Regions from separate parts of the Homo sapiens genome. Here region 1 is linked to region 2. A link is a contact called in ENCODE Hi-C or POLR2A ChIA-PET data. All regions are on one chromosome and are shown on one strand. The core of a region is the stretch at or near the end of the contact, and the rest is flanking DNA. Distances in the headings are between cores, read along the strand shown. Region 1 overlaps NANS (N-acetylneuraminate synthase). Region 2 has its middle 22 kb from the start of NANS.

What was found. A loop is a pair of places that touch in the nucleus more often than their neighbours do. ChIA-PET counts read pairs that join two places held with the same protein, here RNA polymerase II (POLR2A). Pooled maps may share reads with other maps.
Region 1: a loop to region 2 is called in a pooled map, with 2.0 times the contacts of the local background. The contact joins two enhancer-like sites. A Hi-C loop is called at or near these places in 6 of 50 pooled maps. POLR2A ChIA-PET finds 5 or more read pairs at or near these places in 14 of 52 experiments (AG04450, CD4-positive, alpha-beta T cell, CD4-positive, alpha-beta memory T cell and 11 more).

What each region holds. Positions count from the first base shown.
Region 1 is chr9:98,071,912-98,076,368 of GRCh38, reverse strand. The region is part of intron 2 of NANS (N-acetylneuraminate synthase); the gene reads right to left. It also overlaps a transcript of TRIM14 not described here. Among named protein-coding and RNA genes, the nearest start is that of NANS, 17 kb to the right of the region's middle. RefSeq lists enhancers at 930-1,736, 4,197-4,457. Within about 2 kb of position 3,193, at least 2 of the 41 ENCODE cell types and tissues checked have a DNase peak (open chromatin) inside an H3K27ac peak, as active enhancers do.
Region 2 is chr9:98,032,399-98,037,175 of GRCh38, reverse strand. It overlaps a transcript of TRIM14 not described here. Among named protein-coding and RNA genes, the nearest start is that of NANS, 22 kb to the left of the region's middle. RefSeq lists enhancers at 1,002-1,141, 1,222-1,291, 470-1,669, 2,262-2,371. Within about 2 kb of position 1,620, at least 8 of the 41 ENCODE cell types and tissues checked have a DNase peak (open chromatin) inside an H3K27ac peak, as active enhancers do.

The DNA.
Region 1 (4,457 bases), core at 1,944-4,443, 38 kb before region 2:
GAACCTTTCCCCTGGCCAGACCCTACCTGCCCCAGGGGCCCAAGGCCAAATGAACAAACATGAAACGGTCATGACCTAATCCTGACCCAGAAAACCAGGCAGTGAAAACATGAATAGCCTCAAAGGCTTTCCCTTCTACTCGGCCAAACGAGCAGGAAAAGGGGCTATTTCAATTCTTGGCGAAAGGGGGAAAATGGAGCATTTTTTTGCCCAGCCTCTACATAAGGATCCATGGCTGGCAGGGCCCATTCAACCCGAGCCCTTTCAGGCCTCAAAGCACGCTGCCTACTTAAAAGTGAACCTCAGTCACTTTTTTCAGATATAACGTCACTGCTTGAGGTTACCTATTTAGTGCTCTTCAACATCCTTCTCTAGTATTCATCAACAAGACTCAGGAAATTGGTAAATGTCAGCAAATGCTTGCTGAAGGAATCAGTGGATCACAAGTTATAAGAGTAAAATCTCAGTTTGCTGTCAAATTATAAGAACTCAAAAACTTTTTATTATCATTTCTTTCCAGCTTCAGTAAGGTGTAATTGATATACTAAAAACTGCACATAATGTAATTTGGTGAGTTGGGACTTAAGTATACACTACTGCTACCATCAGCACAAGAGTAATAAACATACACATCACCTTCAAAAGTTTTCTTGAGTCCCTTTGTTTTGTTTTGAAGTTGGAAATCAAAAGTCGAAAAAATCAATGTCTCTGAATGGTGACTCAGAAATAAGTTAGGGCTTAGTGAGTTGCTCACACTTGATCACATGGGCACAAATCTTTCCCTCTCCCAGGGAAGTTGCTGAAATGAAATGCAAACTCTGATTGGTCTAGGACCGACGGACCGACGGACCAACCAACCTACCTCCCTTCCTGTCTCCTTCCCTCCCTCCCTTCCTTCCTCCCTCCCTCCCTTTCCTCCCTTTCCTTCCTCCCTTTCCTTCCCTCCCTCTCTCCCTTTCCTTCCTCCCTCCCTCCCACCGTTTCCTTCCTTTCCTCCCTTCCTTCACCTTTCTCACTGCTCTTCCTCTGCTTTATTTTTAACTCTTCTCTTTTCCCCTTCCATCTTTTTCTTTTCTTTTGTGGTAGAGACGGGGTCTTGCTATGTTGCCCAGACTGGTCTCAAACTCCTGGGGTCAAGCAATCCTCCTGCCTCAGTCTCCCAAGTAGCTGGGACCACAAGCACGTGCCACCACATGTGGCTAATTTTTTTTTTTTTTTAATTTGCTGTGGAGATGGGGTCTTGCTATGTTGCCCGGGCTGTTCTCAAACTCCTGACCTCAAGCAGTTGTCCCACCCTGGCCTCCCACAGTGCTGGGGTTGCAAGCTTCAGCTGCCATGCCCAGTACCTTCCATACCTTTCCACCTCACTCCTTCCTGTTTGTGTCTCATAACACTGCTAACTAGCCCTAAGACAGAACTGAAAAAACATCAGTTTTAAATATATTTTTTCAATAAAATCTAATTTTCCTACCCTTCTCACTTCATTTGGCAGATGAAGAGAGTGCTTTCTGTTTAAAGAAGGAACCTTCCACTGAGTTTTCTTTTGTATAATGTTCATCTTGTGGGAGTGTGGTGTGGCCCACCAGGGCATAAACAGAAGCAGAAACCCCCCCAAGAGAGGGGCAGAGCGATCGGGGCAAGGAGGGGGGACAAGTGCAGAAAAACACCTTGTGAAAGCTTACCTACAGAGGCTGTAAAATCTGCATGGAATTCTGTAATTTTCAAGTAAAGAAAAAGGCCAATTCCTGCTGGAAAGGGAAGGGGCGCCTCATTTTGCCGCCTCCTGGGGAGCCAGCGCCACCCAGTGGACATTTAGAAAACTGCCACTCAGAGCCATCGGGCAAAGGGAATCTGAGTAATCTGGAAGATCCTAACTTTCAGCCCTAAGACAGTATCGCTGTGCCTAGGGGCTACTACAGGCTGGGTCAGCAACTGGTGACCCCTTTCTCTTCAGGGACTCCTTGACTTCCCCTAGCCTGCCGACCGTGCTATCGGGTTCCCTCTATCTGGGGTTCCATGCAGCCCGGCAGCCTCAGCACTCCTCTCTCCCTCCTGCCCCATAGCACAAAGTCTGTGGGAGTCTGAAGGGAGCTCAGGCATGTACAACTCTCCTCGGGCTCCCAGCTGAGTTCAACATGCAGAAATGGGTCCCATGGATAGCCTCGTTTGGGAGAAACACTACCCTGCCTTAATGCCTTCTTAGAGGGTCCCAGTAAATCAACTTAGCTGAGTTCCAAACCCAGTGTTTCCCAAACTTATTCGACTCAGAACTTTATTAATTCTGGCCAGGCATGGTAGCCCATGCCTGTAATCCCAGCACTTTGGGAGGCCAAGGCAGGAGGATCATTTTAGCCCAGGAGTTTGACACCAGCCTAGGCAACATGGCGAAATCCCGTTTCTACAAAACATATAAAAATTAGCCGGGTGTGTGGTGTGTGCCTGCAGTCCCAGCTACTCAGGAGGCTGAAGTGGGAGGATTGCTTGAACCCAGGAGGTTGAGGCTGCACTGAGCTGAGGTCGTGTCACTGCACTCCAGCCTGGGTGACAAAACAAAAAATAAACCAAAAAACCCTTTATTGATTCTAAATCAATTAATGAATGAGGGTGGACAACACGTGCCCACAGAACCCCATTTCTGTACTGTGTCCTGTGGGACACTCTGGGAACTGCTGATCTGAGTCAGGGGTAAGGAAAGAGAGGAGTGGAGCTGAGATTTTTCTAAAGTCCCTTCCTCTCCCCTCAGGTTTTGGATCCTTCAGGATTGGAAAAAAAAAAAAAGAAGCCCAGGCCAGGCGCGGTGGCTCACGCCTGTAATCCCAGCACTTTGGGAGGCCGTGGCGGGCAGATCACGAGGTCAGGAGTTTGACACCAGCCTGGCCAACATGGTGAAACCCCGCCTCTACTAAAAATACAAAAATTAGCCCGGCGTGTTGGTGTGTGTCTGTAATCCCAGCTACTCGGGAGGCTAAGGCAGGACAATTACTTGAACCTGGGAGGTGGAGGTTGCAGTGAGCCAAGAGCATGCCATTGCACTCCAGCCTGGGTGACAGAGCAAGACTCCGTCTCAAAAAAAAAAAAAAAAAAAAAAAAAAAAAAAGCCCATGGTGATGAGCTGGGGAGAACAGGGAGTCAGGGGAAGGGTGTAGCCACAAATAGGCTGGGCCAGCCTCAGGGCAGCAGCCTGTCAGAGGGCACCGTGCCTAGGACAGAGGCAGGTGCTGGAGGGAAGGGCGGCTTTGCTGGGATGGCCACTGTGTGTGAGGAGAGCATGTCCCTCAGGAGTCACCTTTTTGGTCATGGCTTCCATTTGCCTTCTCAATAGAACTTTCCTTTTAGACTAAAGACATTCTGCTGTTTCACCTGAGTTCCACAGCCTTGGTGCAACTTTCAACCAGAAGCCCTGACGGTTTTCTTGGCCTTAATAAAATTCTGCCACACCTTAACCTTTCCTCAGCACACAGAGAACGCCCTAGAACAGCATACAGTGTGGAGAAAATATGCATTCAATAAATGCCTGTTTCTATAAGGAAGTTAGGGTAGGTAAACACTGGGAGCCACTTGCTAGGTAAATACAGAACAAGGAACCAATCTACCTCCAACAGTTTGACAGAGGGCAAGGTAAATTAACTCTCGTAAAGGCTCTTAAAGAATGCACTTTCCTGCCGGGCACGGTGGCTCCCGCCTATAATCCCAGCACTTTGGGAGGCCGAGGTGGGTGGATCATGAGGTCAGGAGTTCAAGACCACCCTGGCCAACATGGTGAAACTCTGTCTCTACTAAAAATACAAAAATTAGCTGGGCATGGTAGCGGGCACCTGTAGTCCCAGCTACTCGGGAGGCTGAGGCAGAGAACTGCTTGAACCCGTGAGGTGGAGGTTGCAGTGAGCAGAGATTGCGCAACTGCACTCCAGCTTGGGCGACACAGCGAGACTCCGTCTCAAAAAAAAAAAAAAAATGCACTTTCCCTCACTGCCTGTGCCCTAGGTCAGGCAGGGGACTAGCTGGGGACAAAAGGCATTCCTCATCCAGAGGAACCTACCTGCCCAAATAGGCTGAGGCAGAAAAACTCCAAAGGGTTCTGAGTCACAGAACAGCCATCGCTGGGTGAGTGTAGACCTGGCCCTGTGCTGGCACCCCACGGGTTTAGCTCCCTGAATCCTCCAGATAGCCCCAGGAGCATCTTAACAATCCTGTTTTTACAGACGGGGGCCACTGCGGCTCCAAGGTTACATGAGGAGCCCAAGCCACACAGAGTGTGAGCACCAGGAGCTGAGCTCAGAGAGCCTGACTCTAAAACACCCATCACAGACACCAAGCAAATGGGCTGCCTGGGGAGCAGAGGGAAGGAAAACCAAGGAGGAAGCCCCGCTGCAAACACCAGACTCCTCCCTATCACCCAACTGCTCCGGGTTCTCAACCGATGCCACCTGCAGGGCACGGCCTAAAGAAGTGACTCC
Region 2 (4,777 bases), core at 371-2,870:
AAACCCCTGACCTCAAGTGATCCTCCTGCCTCAGCCTCCCAAAGTGCTGGGATTACAGGTGTGAGCCACCGTGCCCGGCCCCTTCTTTGCCCACTTCTCACCCTTTATGACATCTGCCTCTTTTGTCTGTCATTCCCTCTAGAGTGTAGGCGCCTTCAGTTAAGGAACCATTTGGAGTACCTTCCCAGCACTGAACCCAGGGCAAAGCCCTAGAGAGACAAGGTGACAAGTCAGGTCAGGCCTCTGCCTGAGGTTGCCTGGAGCCTTGCATTGTCACTGTGTCCTACGGGGCCAGGGGATCAGGGCATGGACTCTCTCCTACTCTATCCCCAGCACCAAGCACAGGACTTTTTGTTTTGTTTTGTTTTTTTGAGACCGAGTTTCACTCTTGTTGCCCAGGCTGGAATGCAATGGTGCGATCTGGGCTCACCGTAAGCTCTGCCTCCCGGGTTCAAGCAATTCTCCTGCCTCAGCCTCCTGAGTAGCTGGGATTACAGGCATGAGCCCCCAATCCCCCTGGCTAATACTGTATTTTCAGTAGAGATGGGGTTTCTCCATGTTGGTTAGGCTGGTTTTGAACTCCTAACCTCAGGTGATCCACCCATCTGAACCTCCCAAAGTGCTGGGATTACAGATGTGAGCCACCTTGCCTAGCATTTTTTTTTTTTTTTTTTTCAGATGGAGTCTCACTCTGTCACCCAGGTTGGAGTGTAGTGGCATGATCTTGGCTCACTGCAACCTCTGCCTCCCAGATTCCTGCGATTCTCCTGCTTCAGCTTCCCAAGTAGTTGGGAGTATAGGCACATGCCACCAGGCCTGGCTAATTTTCGTATTTTTAGTAGAGATGGGTTTTCACCATGTTGGCCAGGCTGGTCTCAAAATCTTGACCTCAGGTGATCTGCCTGCCTCGGCCTCCCAAAGTGCTGGCATTACAAGGACTTCTTTTTTTCTTTTTCTTTTTCTTTTTTTCTGTTTTTTTGAGACAGAGTCTCACTCTGTTGCCCAGGCTGGAATGCAATGGCACGATCTCTGCTCACTGCAACCTCCGCTTCCTGGGTCCAAGCGATTCTCCTGCCTCAGCTGGGATTACAGGCACATGCCACCACGCCTGGCTAATTTTTGTATTTTTAGTAGAGATGGGGTTTCACCATGTTGGTCAGGCTGGTCTCGAATTCCTGACCTCGTAATCCACCCACCTCGGCCTCCCAAAGTGCTGGGATTACAGCCGTGAGCCACCACACCCGGCCTACAAGGACTTCTTAATACCTAGTAGATGCCAATAAATATTTTCTGAATGAGCAAGTGCAGAAGAGAAAATATGACAGCGATGACTGAGGCGTAACTGACTTCATCTGTTCTCAGGCCACATTCTGCCCCTTGGGTGAACCTGACTGTTCCCTGAGTCGTCGCTGAAGTCAGCTTTCTGGCCAGTTCCTCAGAGGAAGAAGTGAAGCATGGAGCCACCCAAGCTGCCCAACCCCAGCTGCTGAGGGCCTGCCTCAGGTCCCATGGCCAAAGAACCTGCTTCTTCCAAGGCTGTCAGTTGTCCCATTTTCGGCACCCTTGCTGATCACACCCTCGCTGGTCACACCACCTACTTTCTGCTTCCCCAACCTTGGTTCTCATCCCTGTAACATAAGCATCATTTTTATGCTGACCCTGAGAGAGCAAACCCCCCATCACACTCTGGAGGGTGTGGGGGGTGAAAGTCAACACCTTCAGTCTCTGGTGGAGGCTTGTGACCTCTGACATCCCTCATTTGCCTCCGTTTTCCAGTGCACCCCACTGCTGCATCCACCAAAGCAGTTTCGAGTGCCTGCTTGCGTGCCTGGTACCACAGCAGGTGCTGGGGATAGAATGCGGAACAAAAGAGGCCTCCACGGTCCTTTTCCTGCAAACTGTAGTTTACAATAAAAGTAAACTATATTCACGTATAACTATATGGTCTTGAATTATGATGAGGGCAGTGAAGAAACTAATTGAGTGCCGCGTGAGAAATGAGGAAAGGGACCTTCTTTAGATGGGTGGCCAAGAGGAGTCTTTCTGATGAGTTGATGTTTTGGCTGAGACCCCCACCCCAAATGTCTTCCAAATGATAATAATCTCTTCCCTCACTGGGTCCCTATGGGGTCCTGGAACACTACAGTGTCCTGAGAAGTGCACAGGGTTTTGGATAATTCAGGCCGGGGTTCACCTCCCAGCTCTGTCCTTTCACGCAGAGGAACTTCTCAACGTCCTCCCCTGTGAAATGGAGACAGCCACCACCAGAGGGCAGTAGTGAGGACTACGTGAGAAGAGGTGTGTAAGGCCCCGTTGGCTCAGACCTGCCGAAACACTCAGGGAGGGGTCTCATTCCTGAGCCCCTGCTCCCATGCCTGTTTCCACCGCCCGCAACCTGCGGGGACCTTCCCACCCTCAGACCTCATCTTGACAGTTTATCCCTGTCACTGGCCTCATCCCTAGTTTGGCTGGTCCTGCCCCTCCCCGTACCCAGTTAGGACAGTTGGTCTGACGTGTCTCCACCTTCTCATCTCACCCTTAACTTCAAAGGGTCCCCAAAGCTTTCACAACTCTCACGCTTCTCCCTCACTGTCATTGGGAATCTCCTCCATTCTAGGGCTTCAAAATTTCCCCAGGTGCAGTGGCAGGAGGATCACCTGAGGTCAGGAGTTCGAGACCAGCCTGGCCAACATGGTGAAACCCCGTCTCTACTAAAAATACAAAAATTAGCTGGGTGTGGTGGTGGGCGCCTGTAGTCTCAGCTACTTGGGAGGCTGAGGCAGGAGAATCGCTTGAACCTGGGCGGTGGATATTGCAGTGAGCCAAGATCGTGCCATTGCACTCCAGCTTGGGCAACAGAGTAAGACCCTGTCTCGAAAAAAAACAAAAACAAAACAAAAAAAATCCGTATCTTCATGGGAGACCTTTCTCACCACACTGCTTCCTCATGGTCATCTCTGAAAACAACCCCAGGAACCAGAGCGCCCCATAGTAACTTGGGCTCCGCCGTGTGATACTGTCCCCGGAAGCTGACCAACCTGATGCAGACATGTGATAGAAGATCATCTCTGGGTCAATAAGCACATGAAAAGATGCTCAACATAGTTAACTATCAGGAAATGCAAACCAAACCCATGGTGAGATACCACTTCGCACTTGCTAGGATATTTAAAATTGGAAAGATAAATAATAACAAGGATGTGGATTTTTTTTTTTTTTTTTGAGACAGGGTCTCACTCTGTCACCCAAGCTGGAATGCAGTGGCACCTGCAGCCTTGAACTCCCAGGCTCAGTGATCCTCCCACCTCAGCCTCCTGAGTAGCTGGGGACCACAAATGTGTGCCACCCTGCCCAGATAATGTTTTTTGGTAGAGATGGGGTTTTGCCATGTTACCCAGGCTAGTCTCAAACTCCTGGGCTCAAGTCATCCTCCCACCTCAGCTTCCCAAAGTGCTGGGATTATAGGCATGAGACATTGTGCCCAGCCTTGATGTTTGGCTATCCTTCCAAAGCTCTATCAACCAGGTTCTCTTCTCTCACGATTCTCTCTGCTAATGATGACTCTGTAGCCCGGAAATCATGAGGAATGGCAAGTCCATAAACTTCTGCCAACTGAGTTGCCCAGAGCTGCCCAGTTTCAACTCTTTTGAGACCCTTCCTTGGATTTTCTGAATCACCCCATAACACCCCAATAAACCCATCATTTTGATTTGTATAGCCACACCCACTTCCCTCCAGCCCCACCCCCTCCCTAACCTCTGCCAACCACTAATATTTTCCATTTCTATAATTGTGTCATTTTAAGAGGGTTTTTAATAAACAGAACCATGCAGTTCTGTAACCTTTGGGGGCTGGCTTTTTTCCCTCAGCATGATTCCCTGGAGATTCATCCTGGTTGTTTTGTGTATGGGTAGTGTGTTCCTTTTTATTTATTTTTTATTTTATTTTAATTTTTTTGAGATGGAGTCTCACTCTGTTGCCTAGGCTGGCATGCAGTGGTGTGATCTCAATCACCACAACTTCTGTCTCCTGGGTTCAAGCGATTCTCCCGCCTCAGCCTCCTGAGTAGCTGAGATTACAGGCATGCACCACCATGCCCGGCTAATTTTTGTATTTTTAGTAGAGATGGGTTTCACCACGTTGGTCAGGCTGGTCTCGAACTCCTGACCTTAAGTGATCCACCCGCCTCAGCCTCCCAAAGTGCTGGGATTACAGGCGTGAGCCACTGTGCCTGGCACATGTTTCATTTTTATAAGAAACTGCCAAACTGTTTTCCAGAGTGGCTGTATGATTTTACATTCTCACCAGACATATATAATTGATCAGTTTCTCTGCATTCTCACTAGCATTTGGTGTTGTCCTTATTTTTCATTTTTTCCATTCTGAGAGGAGTGCAGTGATATCTCATTGTGATTTTAATTTGCATTTCCCAAATGGCTAATAATAATGTTGAACATCTTTTCATGTGCTTATTTGCCTTCTGTATATCCTCTTCAGTGAAATCTCTTCATGTCTTTTGCCCATTTTCTAATTCTATTCTTGTTTTTTTGCTGTTGAGTTTTGAGAGTGCTTCATATTTCTAGTTACTAGTCCTTTTGTCAGGTATGTGGTTTGCAAATATTTTCTCCCAGTCTGTAGCTGTAGCTTGTCTTTTTATCCTCTTTACAAGGTCTTTTGCAGAGCAAAAGCTTTTAATTTTGACAAAGTCCAATATATAAATGTTTCCTTTTATGAATCATGTTTTGGGGGCTAAGTTTAAGAGCTCTTTGTCTCACTC